2 separate regions of the Homo sapiens genome follow, and region 2 is linked to region 1. Evidence: chromatin loops called from intact Hi-C (ENCODE). Cell type or tissue: endothelial cell of umbilical vein. All regions are shown on one strand. Each heading gives the region's core, and the rest is flanking DNA. Links, peaks and the distances in the headings are about the cores only.

Region 1 (7,865 bases), core at 1,907-5,906:
CGGTCAGAGACCCCCAGGCCCAGTCTAGGCTCTGACTCCAAAATTAAGCACAGGACTGGGCTGGGCACAGTGGCATGCACCTATAGCCCCAGGACTTTGAGAAACCGAGGCAGGAGGGTTGTTTGTGCCCAGGAATTTGAGACCAGCCTAGGCAACATAGTGAGACTCCATCTCTACAAAAATTATAAATTAGCCAGGCTTGGTGGTGCATGTCTGTAGTCCCAGCTACTCAGTAGGCTGAGACAGGAGGATTGCTTGAGCATGGGAGGTTAAGGCTGCAGTGAGTTGTGATTGTACCACTGTACTCCAGCCTGGGAGACAGGGCGAGACCCTGTCTCTAAAATAAATAAATAAACAAGTAAAACAAAAATAAAGTGCAGGACTGGAGGCCAAGGCACTTTCTCTGGGGAACCAAAAACAGCTTGCTTGTGTTCTCTCTCTCTCTACACAACATCAAACATGCTGTTTAGGCCCAGAGCCCTCTCTGTTGGCCTAAGGGCGAAGACTTTCAGGAACACAGTCTGGAAGGCTCTCTTTTTTCCTACCCCCTACCCCTTCTCACCCTTCCCTGATGGAAGGGCAAACGGCCCCTCTGAATGGGCAAAAGAGAAAGAGGGGAAAATTTGTTAATGCAGCCACAAAAATGTCCTGCCACAGTATTCTCTCGTGCAGCAATGGCCTCGGATAACTTCCTCCCAGAAGCAGGTCCTGCTTGTGTCAGGGCCTCCCAGGACCACTCTCTGGGGACAGAAGAGAACCTGACAATCCTGACCTGGAAGATGCTGCCCTGCCAGCCACCTTTTCATTTGGCCACTCCCCCAGTCGTCTCCCTCAAGTCTTTCCAGGAAGGGCCCTGCAGCCTCACCCCAGCTCAGGCCCAGCACTCCCTGAGGGCAGCACTTGGAACTCCAGGCTGAAATTCCACGTGCCTTCCTGACTGTGAGCTCCTTGAGAGCACGGACTGTGCCAAAGTCACAAAGCACTCGCTTCTCACAAGCCCAACAAAACCTTTCAATAAATGGCAAGCATTATGTTTATCATTAGTAGCTGTGATGGTTAATATCGAGTGTCGACTTGATTGGATTGAAGGATACAAAGTATTGATCCTGGGTGTGTCTGTGAGGGTGTTGCCAGAGGAGATTAACATTTGAGTCAGCTGAACTGGGAAAGGCAAGACACACCCTCAATCTGGGTAGGCAGAATCTAATCAGCTGCCATCGCGGCCAGAATAAAAGCAGGCAGAAGAACACGGAAAAACTAGACTGGCTTGGCCTCAACATACATCGTTCTCCCGTGCTCGATGCTTCCTGCCCTTGAACATCGGACTCCGAGTTCTTCAGCTTTGGGATTTGGACTGGCCTCCTTTTTCCTCAGCTTGCAGATGGCCTATTGTTGGACCTCACCTTGTGATCATGTGAGTCCATACTCCGTAATAAACTCCCCTTTATGCCGGGCGTGGTGGCTCACGCCTGTAATCCCAGCACTTTGGGAGGCCGAGATGGGCGGATCACAGGGTCAGGAGATCGAGACCATCCTGGCTAACACAGTGAAACCCCGTCTCTACTAAAAATACAAAAAATTAGCCGGGTGTGGTGGTGGGCGCCTGTAGTTCCAGCTACTCAGGAGGCTGAGGCAGGAGAATGGCGTGAACCTGGGAGGCGGAGCTTGCAGTGAGCCGATATCGCGCCTCTGCACTCCAGCCTGGGGGTCAGAGCAAGACTCCGTCTCGAAAATAAATAAATAAATAAATAAATAAAATAAACTCCCCTTTATATATACATCTATCCTGTTAGTTCTGTCCCTCTAGAGAACCCTGACTAATACAGTAGCATTTGCTATTATTATTCTCTTTAGATTGCAGCTTCTACGCAGTGCTCTGCCTGGTACATAGAGACCTTAAATACATGAATGAAGGAGATGGCTTGAACAAGACACAGAGGGCCGATGGTGAAGGCGGGGGAGGACAGCCTTGGCACCCAGTGTGTGAGTTACATTGGTGGCTGTGCCAGGAAATCTAGGCAAGGGTCAAAGGAACCAAGAGTGAGGGAGGAGCAGGCTTCCTAAGTGGCCCAGGAACAAACACTTGGTTTGCATGAGCTACAGGAAGCCAAATGGTTCAGGGAAACTCCCAGCCACTCTTTTCCTATCCCCGAACACGGGAATGCCATTTTTACCCAGGCTTAAAGAACCCTTCTTTATAGACAGACAACTTTCACTTTCCTACAATCCACACCTTTTCTCCCAGAACCACCAGATCTGCATTCCCAATGTGGGAGCTGCGTTTCCCACAGTGCTTTTGCTAAAGTTGTGTGCCGTGGCCGCAGTACCCCTGCCAACCATCGGAGCAGGCACAGTGGAAACAGCCCTGCGGCCAGCTTGAGAGATTTTCTCTGAGCCTTGATTCTTCATCTACAAGATGAGAGTCAACATAGCTATTTGACAATGGCATTACGGTATCATGAGGATTCCTTGTCATGAATATGATGCACTTTACAAATTCCAGTGTGCAGGAAACACTTTCTTTTCTAGAGTGGGTGTCTCATTTTCTACTCCTACCCCAATGTATGATAATCCCAGTTATTCTGCTGCCTTGATAACCAGTAAAGCAACTTAGCTTTCACTCTGAGCGCTCACCCTGCCAAGCAAGGAAGAAATTAGAGCCCCTCTTTTTTCAGGGCTGTTCCCCCAACACACACTCTCTTGCACACATACTCACAGGCTGTAGAGAAAGAACAAGAGACTGGGTCTTGCCTTGGGCCTGTCTGCACTGCTCACCACTGAGACACCCGTTTCCAGTCCTTAGGGTGACTTGAGGTCAGCCAGCTCTGCCATGGATGAGCCACCCCAGTGACGGAGGATGTTCTGAGAATCTGGGACCCCCACATGGCTGCTCCTCTCTGAGGTCCTACTCCCGCCTAGGGCTCTGGGAAAAAAACACAAATTACTACCTAACAAGCTTATCCTGCCTCGTGTCTATAAAGCACTCAACCTCATCCCAGACCCATAGAAGAGGCTCAGCTAGACTTCCTTCCATTTCTTCAGAGAAAGGAAGGTTTTCTCCTCTCCCTGTGGGAGGCGCTGTGAACTGGAGACCAGGGCTGTGCTCTGAGGGCAGTACGGGGACAGCACCTGTGTCCTCCGAAGGCTCCATCAGCTGCGTGGGTTCAGATCATCCTCAAGGACCGCAGGACCTCAAGCTCGGCTGCACTTTGTTCATTTTGTGGACACTGGAGAGCCACAGGCCATGTCCCATTGGATGGAGGGGCAGCTCTTAGGAACACCTGCCCACCCTGAAAGGTAGGGTGTCTGCGGTGAGGAGCTTGTTCCCTTTATTCCTGCTCCCTGCTCTGAACTGTTTATTCGGCTTGTAACCTAAATCTGTTTCCACATCCTCTGTTATAAGTGTGGGTTGCCATGCCTGGCAAGGAGGGGCAGTCGGTATATGTTGACTGAATGAGTGGTTGGATAAAAATGATTTCCTGCTGATGATTGTGTGGGTTTGGACATGACCTGTGAAGTCGCCTGTGCCTCGTGGGGCCATTTCTGCCCAAGGGAAAAGTTCTGCTCTAAATCCCTATGCAGGCAGGGAAAGCAGGGGAGCAGCTGGGGCAGGTCACTGGGGTACTTCTGGAACACTTGGATCCCTTGGCGAGAGCCTCTGTTCTTGGGCGCCCCCTAGGGGCAAACACTCAGTACTGGGCAGCCAGACCGGCTTCCTTCAACCTGAAGAGCCCTTTTTGCTGGTGGGGGAGAGGAAGGGTGAACCCTTGCATTCTAAGCTACTGCTGCTTGTATCTTTCATTTATTCCACCCCCTTCCCCCTGTTTAAGTGCTGCTTTAATAGCTAGTCTTAAATAGAAACAATTCTACTTGATTCCTTTACAACTAAATATTGAGTTAATACTAGGTACCTAATTTGACTATTTTTCTTCCCATTAACCTAATATGTATATTATCTCTGATTTTGATCCTCTTACCTTTCAAATTACTAAATTCCTTTTGTTTTATATAACTGTTTTGGTCTTTTCTGTTCTGCTTCATATAATTTTCTTCAGCAAGTATTTCATACCAATAGCTTGGTTAGATACATGATTAATTTCCTCTTAATATTTTATTTATTTCAAGTATTCATGGAAGGGGGAAGGAGGGAGTGGGTTGGGTACACACCACATGTGATGGGTGCCTCTGAAAAAGCTGGCTTCAGGGACAGTGCAGGGACCGCCACAGGAGCACCTGTCCCTAAAGCCTCCTCCACCCCCCAACTCCCACCCCAACATACTTCTGAACTGGGTCCAGAGCCCTGGGGGTGGGAGTGGAGCCATTAAAAAAGGGAAGCACTGGTGTCTCTGCTAAGTGGAGCATCCTACCCTGCGAGATCCTGGGACAGGAGTAAGGACTGGAGGGTATCGTCCCCAAGAACTAGAGGCCTTTGGGGGCACTTAGGGTTCACAAGGAGCATGTGTCACACCCTTCGCATGCTTTGCCTTATTTAATTCTTAGAAATAAAATGTTAAAACCCTATGAGGTAGGTACTGTATAATATCCGATTTTACAAATGAGGAAACAAGTTCAGAGAGGTTAAGAAACCTGCCCAAGGCCATGTAACTGGTATGGCAAGGACCTGGAGTTTAGAGCAGGGCTGTGTGATATTACAGCCCAGGCTCATTTCCCAAGGCTGCTATTCCAGGACCCGCCTCAGGCCAACTGAGTTATCGGGGGAAAGGATGGAGTCCCTCCATCCACACTATGCAGATGACCCTCCTGCATCGGGGCATGGCCTGGGAAAGCAGGGATCATGTCTATTTACTCATTTTTTTAAACCACAATTTTACAAATGTCAAGTGGGAAATGCTGTCACGGGGTGCAGTGGTCAACACAGTCCACCCCTCTACTCCCCAAGCAAGGAAGGTGGAGGGTGTATGCCCCTCGGGGAAGAGTCTGGGGTGCAGGTCAAATGTGCTGGCTGTGTAGCCATGGCTCCCCCATTTAGCTGTGACTTCAGAAAAGTTAACTTCTGAGTTAAACAGTTTCCTCACCTGCAAAATGGGAATAGCAGCAGTGTTTATTTCTTAGGGTAGTCATGTGGGCTAAATAAACACACACAAGGCCGGGTGTGGTGGCTCACGCCTGTAATCTCAGCACTTTGGGAGGCCGAGGTAGGCAGATTGCCTGAGCTCAGGAGTTCGAGACCAGCCTAGGCAACACGGTGAAACCCCGTCTCTACTAAAATACAAAAAACTAGCCAGGCATAGCGGCGTACACCTGTAGTCCCAGCTAGTCGGGAGGCTGGGGCAGGAGAATTGCTTGAACCCAGGAGGCAGAGGCTGCAGTGAGCTGAAATCATGTCACCACACTCCACCTGGGCGACAGAGCGAGACTCCGTCTCCAAGAAACACGCACATACACACACACAGGCACGCACACACACAAAAAAAATGCTTGCTCAAGCCACTACCTGGTTTGTGACAGTGGTTCCCTGTATCCCAGCAGGCAAACCATTGACTCTAAGGACCCACAAGGAAGAAGACTGGCAGGGCCACTGAAACACATTGAAACAGAGGATGCAGGCCCCAAGCTCCTCATCAGTTGCCCTTTAGCAATGGGACAGATCAACATCTCTTTAAGCCTGAGCCATCCACCCTTCCATGAGGAAATGGTGCCATGTGTCCCCGGCCCCTAAGCTGCTCTCCCATTTGGCATGAACCAAGCTGTGGAAACGGGTTGAGGAGCAGCAGGAGGCTGCAGAGGCGGGGCCAGGGGCTTCCCCAGGAGGGGCCATACATGGAGCTGGGGTTTGCACTCTTGAGAGGATGTCTGAGAGTGAGCTCAGGAGGGGCTGTGGCAGGTGCAGCTGTGGCTGAGGACTGCTCAAGGGAATCTGAAAAACGGGATATTCCATCCTGGAAAAAGGGGCTGGTGGGGGCGTGGGGTTTAGACAAATACCCTTATATTAGCCAGGTGCCAGGGGAGGAAACACCACGAATGAGAGCAGGAGGAGGTGGGGGCTTTAGAATGTGCCCATTCCCATTCCTATCACTGAGCCAAGAGAGAGAAATGTCCTTCTGGGAGACTTTGCCTTGGTATCAGGAGCCATGGGGCTGGGTGAACTGCAGGTCTCCAACAGGGACAAAGGGAGGAAGGGAGGAGCTGGCATCCCAACAGCCAGGGGACAGGATCTGAGTGGAGGGGCCTGAGAGCCCCAGAGCTCCTGCTGGAACTGCCTGAGAAGGAAGGTCAAGAGAGGAAGGTCCTGCAGTCCACCCAGTGGTCAGCTACCCTGAGGCTGGGCCGTAAGCGCCACAGCTGAGGGAGGAGATGTGCTCTGCTCAGGAGATGAAGTGACGGGTCAAGAGGGAGGAAGGGTGGGACGTCCAGAGGAACAGCAGGATGAAGGCCAGGTAAGGTTATTGCATCAGTGAGAGGAGTCTCATGGACACCAGGCCAGCACTTCACAGTGTCCTTCCTGTGGACTTCTGTGGCTCCCATTTTCTTTTTTTGTTTGTTTTTTTGTTTTTGAGACAGAGTCTCACTCTGTTGCCAAGGCTGGAGTGTAGTGGTGCAATCTCAGCTTACTGCAACCTCCGCCTCCTGGATTCAAGCAATTCTCCTGCCTCAGCCTCCTGAGTAGCTGGATTACAGGTGCATGCCTCCATGCCCAGCTAATTTTTGTATTTTTAGTAGAGATGGGGTTTTGCCATGTTGGCCAGGCTGGTCTCAAACTCCTGACCTCAGGTGATCCACCCGCCTCGGCCTCCCAAAGTGCTGGGATTACAAGTGTGACCCACTGTGCCCGGCCGGCTCCCATTTTTCTTATTCTCTGAGCACTGACAGCTGAAGGAGACAATACTCAGAACCCAAGGGCTGCTGCGTTTATGAATAGCCCATCATTTCCTGAGGCAGGAATGATAGGACCTCCAAAAACAAGAATATGTTAGCTGCCCAGACCCCCATGTGGTGAAATGTCAGTCTGACACACACAGCTCAGAGAACACCTTGTTGTTCAACAGTCTTAGAGGATGTGTAGATTTCCGTCCAGTCCAAACTGCTGTGTGCAGTGACAAGGCCAGGCAAAGGTGCTCTTGGGCCAGTGGAGCAGACAGAGGGCTGATTTGGTATGCAGCATGCCTGCTGGGACAGGTGAGCATGGTCTCTGCTAGAAGAAAGAGCCATTTGATATGACAGGGGCACACTGCCCCCCCAGGGCCCAGCATGGACAGGAGCTCCCCATGATGAGCGGAGGGGGTGTGCCGTCTTCAGAGGCTCAGGCAGGCAATGGGACTGGCAAAGCCTGGCATTCAGTGGCCCTGCCTGGCTCCTGCAGTGGATTCAGAGAAGCTAGGATTCAGAGGAGCTAGGATTCAGAGGAGCTAGGATTCAGAGGAGCTAGGATTTAGGGGAGCTAGGATTCAGGGGAGCTAGGATTCAGAGGAGCTAGGATTCAGAGGAGCTAGGATTTAGGGGAGCTAGGATTCAGGGGAGCTAGGATTCAGAGGAGCTAGGATTCAGAGGAGCTAGGATTTAGGGGAGCTAGGATTCAGGGGAGCTAGGATTCAGAGGAGCTAGGATTCAGGGGAGCTAGGATTCAGAGGAGCTAGGATTTTGGGGAGCTAGGATTCAGAGGAGCTAGGATTCAGAGGAGCTAGGATTCAGGGGAGTTAGGATTCAGGGGAGCTAGGATTCCGGGGAGCTAGGATTCAGAGGAGCTAGGATTCAGGGGAGCTAGGATTCAGGGGAGCTAGGATTCAGAGGAGTTAGGATTTTGGGGAGCTGGGGTATTGGGAAGCTCACCAGGCCAGGAATGAGGTCCAGATGAACATGGCAGAGACCCAGCCCCAGTAGCTGGGTTGTGCTCCTCCTCTGGGCTC
Region 2 (7,865 bases), core at 2,333-6,332, 93 kb before region 1:
GTATTTTTAGTAGAGACAGGGTTTCACCATGTTGGCCAGGCTGGTCTCAATCTCTTGACCTCGTGATCCGCCCACCTCGGCCTCCCAAAGTACTGGGATTACAGGCGTGAGCAACCGCACCTGGCCCCCCAATTTTTTTTTTTTTTTTTTTTTGAGTCTCGCTCTGTCGCCCAGGCTGGAGTACAGTGGCGCAACCTCAGCTCACTGTAACCTCCACCTCCCGGGTTCAAAGGATCTTCCCACCTCAGCCTCCTGAGTAGCCGGGTCTGCAGGTACATGCCACCACACCCAGCTAATTTCTGTATTGTTTGTAGAGACGAGGTCTCACCATGTTGGCCAGGCTGGTTTCATACTCCTAGGATCAATCAATCCTCCTGCCTCGGCCTCTCGAAGCGCTGGGATTACAGGGATGAGCCACAGCACCTAGCCGAGAAATGCACATTTTAAAACAACATAGAAATATTATTTCACCTTTCAGTCTGACAGACTATAAAGGATGACAACGAATTCAGTTGGCAAGGTTGTGGGAAACAGACACTCTCATACATTGTTGAAGGGAAGGCAAACTGGTACAACCCTTCTACAGGGGATTTGGCAAGATTACATATACACTTACCTTTTGACCCAGCATCCCATTTCTAGGAATCCAACCTGAAGATACATTTCCACCATTATGAAAACACATATGCACAAAGTTATTTATGCAGCATTGTTTTTTAATTGCAAAATATTGTAAACAGCCTATATGCACATTCATAAGAGGGTGACTAAACTATATGTAGAGAGTAGAATAGTGGTTCCTCCCCCATCTCCCAAGATGTCCACATCCTAATACATGGAAATTGTGAATATGCTATCTTATGTGGCAAAAGGGACTTTTGTAGATAGGATTAAGGCTAAGGACCTTGAGATAGGAAGATTATCCTAAATTATCCAGATGGATCCAGTCAGATCACGAGACTTTAAAAGCTGAAAAGCTTTCATAGAGATGCAACATTGCTGGCTTTGAAGATGGAGGAAAGGCCATGAGCCAAGGAATGTGGGTGGCCTTTAGAAGCTTGAAAAGGCATAAGACAGATTCTCCCCTAGAGCCTTCAGAAAGGAATGCAGACCTGCTGACACTTTGATTTTAGCCAGATGAGACCTGTGTTGGACTTCTGATCGATAGAACTGTAAGATAATAAATTTGTACTGTTTAAACCACATTTGTTTTAATTTGTTATAATGGCAGTTGAAAACTAATACAGTGGAAAACTGGTGAATTTAGAATTAGGGCTGTGTTTAGGTGAGTATAGTACCTATGTTAATTTCTTAGTTTTCATAATCATACTATGGTTATATAAGATAATAACATTAGGGGAAGCTGGGCAAAGGAAAACTCTGTACTATTTTTCCAAATTTTTTGTACATCTAAAATTACTTCATATCTAGAGGAAAAATAACTAAGGATTCCTTCCCTCCTCAGTGTCCTTTCCCCACTCTACCTCATTAACATCCCCTTAAAAAGTTGCCATGTCGTCTTGTTATTTGTGAATTTCCAACCAAGCTTTTAACTCAGTGGTTTCCAAACCATATGTCCACATAAAGACTTGTTCATAAATGTTTATGGCAACTTTATTCTTAATATCCCAAAACTGGAAATAACTCGAACGTCCATGAGTTGACAAATGGTTAAACAATTGTTGGTGTACCCATACAGTGGAATAAAAAGGAGCAAACTGTACATGCAACAGCATGCATAAATTTCAAAAACATTATGCTAAGTGAAGAAAGACTACATACTGCATAAATCCATTTATGTGACATTGTGGAAAAGATAAAACTATAGGAACAAGTCATATTAGTGGTTTCCAGGGGCTGAGGGTGAGAGGAAGGGATTGACTGACTACAGAAAGGCATGAAGACATTTTTGGGGTGATAGAAATGTTCCATATCTCACTTGTATTGGTACAGCATACATTTATCAAAACTTGTCAAGCTGTACATTGAAAAATATTGACTTGTTTTTTGTAAATTACACCTCAAACCTGTTTTAAAAGAAATGTTTTAAAACAAAATACATAAAAAGTTGGACATAAAAGGTTTGAAATAATATAACAAGAAGGTAATAAAAATCTGACATGACAGATTCATGAAAATGAATCTCTAAGAATGTAATTAGTTAATAAAGTATGCTAGATATCTTCCATTGGTCCCTCTAGCAGATCTTAACATGTCAATATGTGTTTTAACATGTTATAATGTAATACCTGTAATATAATATGTATTTTATATTTTAATATAATAATTATACATAATGTAGCATAATGACATTAATGTGTCAACATCAATTAGATCTGATTAATGGATATGTGTTTATTAATTTCTGTGCTTTGTATGTTTAAAAGTTTCATAATGAAAGTTTTAGTTTGCTTAATAAAAAAATCACATTGAATTGAATGCTTGTTAAAAATGTAGATCACTGTGCCCCAATCCCAAAGATTCCGATATATCAGATCTGTGCTAGAAGAACAATTGTGATTTATGACAGAACCTTTTCTCTTTCCTTTTGATGCTTAAATTTGAAAAACAAAAACAAAAAACCTACTAGAGGATAAACTACCCATACTACAACTAAACTATAATGCACTTTGCAACTATTTCTTGTTTTGTTATTCTTGTCATCTACAGTCTCCCTTCCTGTTTGGACTTCCAAATAACTGGAAGATAAACTTAAGTAAAATATAAAGACTAGAAAGTAAACTTGAACGTTTTCAGTTAGTCTTCTCCTTTTTCCTTGTTAATTTTTTAGAATTACGTTTTAGTCAACATTTAGTGAATATCTACAAGTTCCTAAGTTATATTGAGAGCAAGGAAGGGAATTATTTATAGATGACACAGCTTTTTTTCTCAGGTATTTACAATCCATGATAAAACAAATATGTAAAATACATAGAGATTTTAATTTACTAATAAACTAAAACTTGAAAAGCAAGAATGAAAACAATTCTCACCTGGGTCCTTTCTAGTTGACAGGGTGGCATTTTCTTACTGTGAATCAGGTAACATTTTGAGAAATTGCCATTTAAAAATAGTTAATCACTTAGAATTGCTGTAACATTGTCCTTAATCCCTTGTGTGGTCACTGATGTGAAAAAGTCTCAAGCAGAATTAAAGCAGGGTTTTGTTGCACATCCCTACATTTTTCATGTGAAAGGTGATGACATGTTTCCCTGTCTCCGCTTCTCCCTGTCTTAAGGGAACGCAGCAGTGCTAGGATGCTGGCAAGGCATTGTCCCTTATTACCCCCACGGAGGCTTCTGAGAGCAGTTGCATAGCAGCAGTTTTATTTCAGTTACCACTCATTCACAGCTAGCCGAGTTCAGTCTTCAGGGAATACTCCAATTTGCAGGTGGCCAACAACTTTAGTTATCATTGTCTTAACATTTACCAAGCTCCAGAGAAAGGCAATAGTTGGCTTTTTCTTTCATTGACTGTTGCTAATTTTAAGCCTTATTTTGAAAGAAAATAATGAATACCAACTAATTAAATTATTTTAGTTGTATCAATTGCTATGACAATGTACCTTTTTTAAAAAAATAATGAGCTTTTTACTATTTTTAAGACTTGTAAATGGTAGCAACAGCATTTGAAAAAATTGGATAGAGTAGGATTTGTTTTGAGTGTTTGATTAGTATGCTTTCAGATTAGGTTGGTGTCAGAAGGATGAAATCAGTTTATTTACATTCTTTCTTTCCTTTGTTTCCATTTAGACTGGAACATCATTCACACTCTTCACATTTTTATAAGGCATGGATATCATAACTGTGAAAGAGAAAAAAGCATTTTCCTCTTGGTATCCATCTATTTTTAAATTTTATATTTGGATTTTTTTATTTTATACTCAGTGACCACAGAATCAGTTACATATAAAAGCCATTTCAATAAGGTTTTGATTTTACTTTAGTTTAATTATATAGCTAGGAATCCTAGGGGCAAATTCTTGTAAGTCAAATGCCACAATAGTAGTTTTTTTGTTTTTTAGGTTTTTTGTTGTTGTTGTTTGGTTGGTTTTTTTTTGTTTTTTGTTTTTTGTTTTGCTTCTCTTTTTTTTCCTCATATTTTGAATTGTCATATTACATTTCTGGCTGTTTATGATACATAATTCTATAATAAGGTATGTGTAGAAGTTACATATAATACATATGGGGAAAATAAGTTATGTTATAGTACTTAAAGTATTTGATGTGGAATTAGAATGTCAAGAATTCATATAGCACAGTGGTTAAAAAGGAAGGGTTCCGGTGTGAGGCTACCTAGGCTCAAAGTTCTCCTCTGCCATTTAGCATCTATGTGACCTTGGGAAAGTCATATATCTTCTGTATTAGTCTGTTTTCACACTACTGTAAAGAACTACCTGAGACTGGGTAATTTATGAAGAGAGAGGTTTGACTCACAGTTCCACAGCCTTAACAGGAAGCATGACTAGGAGGCCTCAGGAAATTTACAGTTATAGCGGAAGGAGAAGAAGGACCTTCTTCACATGGAGGCAAGAGAGAGCAAGCGGGGAACTGCCATACTTTTAGGCCATGGGAGGTGGTTGGAGAAGATTGCATCATGGGAGAGGATTTCCCCTATGCTGTTCTCATGATAGTGAGTGAGTGAGTTCTCAGATGATCTGAGGACACACTGCATATGATTTTTCAGTTCTGAAAGCAATTTTTGAGCCCCTACTAAATACCAGATATCAGACCTGCCCTGGGAACACAAAGCTTGCAGGGTTTAGTGAGGATGACACATAAGTGGGCATACACTGTGCTAGATGTAAGGCTAGCTCTCTATAAAGCACAGTGGAGGGGCACGTAATCTAGGGCAGGGTCAGGTCATGTCAAAAAAGACACCCTAGAAGAGATCATTCCTAAGCGGTATCAAAAAGGATGATTCAGCCAGGGAGAAGGAAGAGAATATGAGCAGTGGTAAACATGCATGGTGAATATAGAGAATTACAGGTATTTCAAGTTAGTGGAGGATAAAGTATGAAGTGGAATGACCAGGGATCAGCTGGAATGGTAAGTCGTTACCAGATGATACTATATCTTATAGGCAGAACTCTTACCAGGGCCATGCCTAGCTGCTTTTAGGTACCTTTGGGTTAATTATCCATCCCTTGACCAGTCATATGGATCCAGGGCAGAAAGATTGCATGGCACAAAGCATAGTGACCTGAATATGTAAGCAGTTGCTCAGAAGCAGGCAATGGGCAACTGGGCATGACATGTACTTTGTTGTTTCTCAGAAGAGGATAATGTGGGAAGACTCAGTACATGGTTGGTCCAGGATGGAGGGATAGTAGAAGCCAAGCCAAGCTTGAAAACAGTGAATTTGTTGTGGTTTCATCCGGTACAGCTATGTGGTCTTCCTAAAGAGCTTCGTCATGGCACCAGGAAGATTGACTTAAATATTGTTTTAATTGTTATTTTGGATAGCTAATCATTAAGAAAATGGAGGGTGTTGGTAATTGAATAGCATCAGATGATTAGCTGTGGAATCTAGGGAGAAGGAAAAGAGAGCAGGAAAAAACAAGGGACAGGGAGAAAATGAGGTGGTCCAGAAAGTGAAGGTTTCTGTTAGGTTGAAGAGTAGATTAATGTGGAGAAAGAGATATATGAAAGACATGTGATTAGGGAGGAAATCAGAGAAAAAAATATTACTGTTTAAGATGTCTGAGATGGAGGATCTCTGAATGATGATAAGATCTAGTGTGTAGATATAAGAGTGGGTGGCTGAAATGTTGAAGAATGAAGCTGGGTCCTCATCTCTCACCTTATACAAAAATCAACTCAAGATGGATCAAAGACTTACATCTAAGACCTGAAACCATAAGAATTCTAGAAGATAACATCGGAAAAACTCTTCTAGACATTGACTTAGGCAAAGACTTCGTGATCAAGAACCCAAAAGCAAATGCAACAAAAGTAAAGATAAATAGATGGAACCTAATAAAACTAAAAAGCTTCTGCACAGCAAAAGAGATCAGAATCAATAAACAGACAACCCACAGGGTGGGAGAAAAATGTTCACAAACTGCATCTGCCAAAGGACTAATATCCAGAATCTACCAGGAACTCAAACAAATCAAGAAAAAAAAAACAGATAATCCCGTCAAAAAGTGAGCAAAGGAAATGAATACACAGTTCTCAAAAGAAGATATACAAATGGCCAAGAAACGTCAAAAAAATGCTCAGCATCACTAATTATCAGGGAAATGCAAATCAAAACCACAATGAGATAACCACCTTACTCCTGCAAGAATGGCCATAATTAAAAATAAAAAAATAACAGATGGTGACATGGATGTGGTGAAAAGGGAACACTTTTACACTGCTGATGAGAATGTAAACTAGTACAACCACTATGGAAAACAGTATAGAGATTCCTTAAAGAACTAAAAGTAGAACTGCCATTTGATCCAGCAATCCCACTACTGGATATCTACCCAGAGGAAAAGAAGTCATATGAAAAAGACACTTGCACACGTATATAGTAGCACAATTCGCAATTGCAAAAGTGTGGAACCAGTCTAAATGCCTATCAACTAATGAGTGAATAAAGAAAATGTGGTGTGTGTGTGTGTACACACACACACACACACACACACACACCCCATGGAATACTACTCAGTCACAAACAAAAAGGAACGAAATAATGGCATTCGCAGAAACCTGGATGGAGTTGGAGACCATTATTCTTAGTAAAATAACTCAGGAATGGAAAACCAAATATTGTATGTTCTCACTTATAAGTGGGAGCTAAGCTGTGAGGACACAAAGGCATAAGAATGATATAATGGACTCTGGGGACTTGGGAGGAAGGGTGGGAGATGGGTGAGGGATAAAAGACTACACATTGGGTACAGTCTACACTGCTCAGGTGATGGGTGCCCCAAAATCTCACAAATCACCACTAAAGAACTTTTCCATGCAATCAGACATGACCTATTCCCCTAAAACTATTGAATAAAAATAAAAATTTGATTTAAAAAAATGAGTGGATGGAGAGACGACATGCAGAAATGGCACACTTCAGGTGGCTGAAGGAGAGAAATGTATTTGGTGTCTGCCATATCTTTGCAACCTTCAGTGACACTTTTGTCCATGTCACTGATCTTTCTGGCAAAGAAACCATCTGCCGTGTGACTGGTGGGATGAAGGTGAAGGCAGACCGAGATGAATCCTCGCCATGTGCTGCTTTTTTGGCTGCCCAGGATGTGGCCCAGAGGTGCAAGGAGCCAGGTATCACTGCCCTACACGTCAAACTCTGGGCCACAGGAGGAAATAGGACCAAGACCCCTGGACCTGGGGCCAGTCGGCCTTCAGAGCCCTTGCCCGCTTGAGTATGAAGATCAGGCAGATTGAGGACATCACCCCCCATCCCCTCTTGACGGCACCCACAGGAAGTGGGGTCGCTGTGGTCACCGTCTGTGAACAAGACTCCTCAAAATACTTTCTGAAAATAAATTGCCATCATGTGAAAAAAAAAAAAAGAGTAGGTGGCTGAAGGGGAGGATACTGAGTAATGGAGTCAAGGAATTATGAAGCTAGGGTACTAGACATCACTATTTGGTTATTTTCTAGCATGGTGTTAAGAGTCAGAAAAATATTACAAGCTAGGGGCTAAAGTTCTTAATGAATAAAGGAAAGTGAAAGAGAGATTGAAACATGAGAGCAGCAAAGAGAGATGAAGAATGCTAAATCAAGATGGTATGTACCTTAAAAAATATGCATTTACTCCAAACCATGATTTTATGGACTATTGATTTGGAAACAGTCATGGTAAGCTAGGTAAAGTCCAGCTACCTCTTCCTGGGTACCACTGAATATTGGGTA

Evidence for each region. Hi-C counts contacts between places; a loop is a spot of excess contacts. Peaks named below come from ENCODE experiments on the same cell type or tissue, not always from the same donor. Only the 100,000 strongest peaks of a DNase experiment are listed, where the experiment ranks them.
Region 2: a loop joins it to region 1, with 3 times the contacts of the local background. A loop is called at or near these places in 1 of 110 quality-filtered maps.

The regions. Positions count from the first base shown.
Region 1 is chr1:178,498,252-178,506,116 of GRCh38, forward strand. It overlaps LOC101928866 (a long non-coding RNA gene), which reads right to left. Exons shown (of 6, transcript XR_001738307.2): 6 at 3,207-3,290. It also overlaps a transcript of CLEC20A not described here. Among named protein-coding and RNA genes, the nearest start is that of CLEC20A, 5.2 kb to the left of the region's middle. RefSeq lists a silencer at 3,396-3,840. In endothelial cell of umbilical vein, for the core only: CTCF peaks have their summits at 2,344 and 3,689 (motif pointing left); a DNase peak (open chromatin) is centred at 3,670.
Region 2 is chr1:178,404,553-178,412,417 of GRCh38, forward strand. All of the region lies in intron 4 of RASAL2 (RAS protein activator like 2), which reads left to right. It also overlaps the pseudogene RPS14P2. Among named protein-coding and RNA genes, the nearest start is that of CLEC20A, 88 kb to the right of the region's middle. In endothelial cell of umbilical vein, for the core only: no CTCF peak of the experiment used is centred there; a DNase peak (open chromatin) is centred at 4,469; H3K27ac peaks cover 897 bases.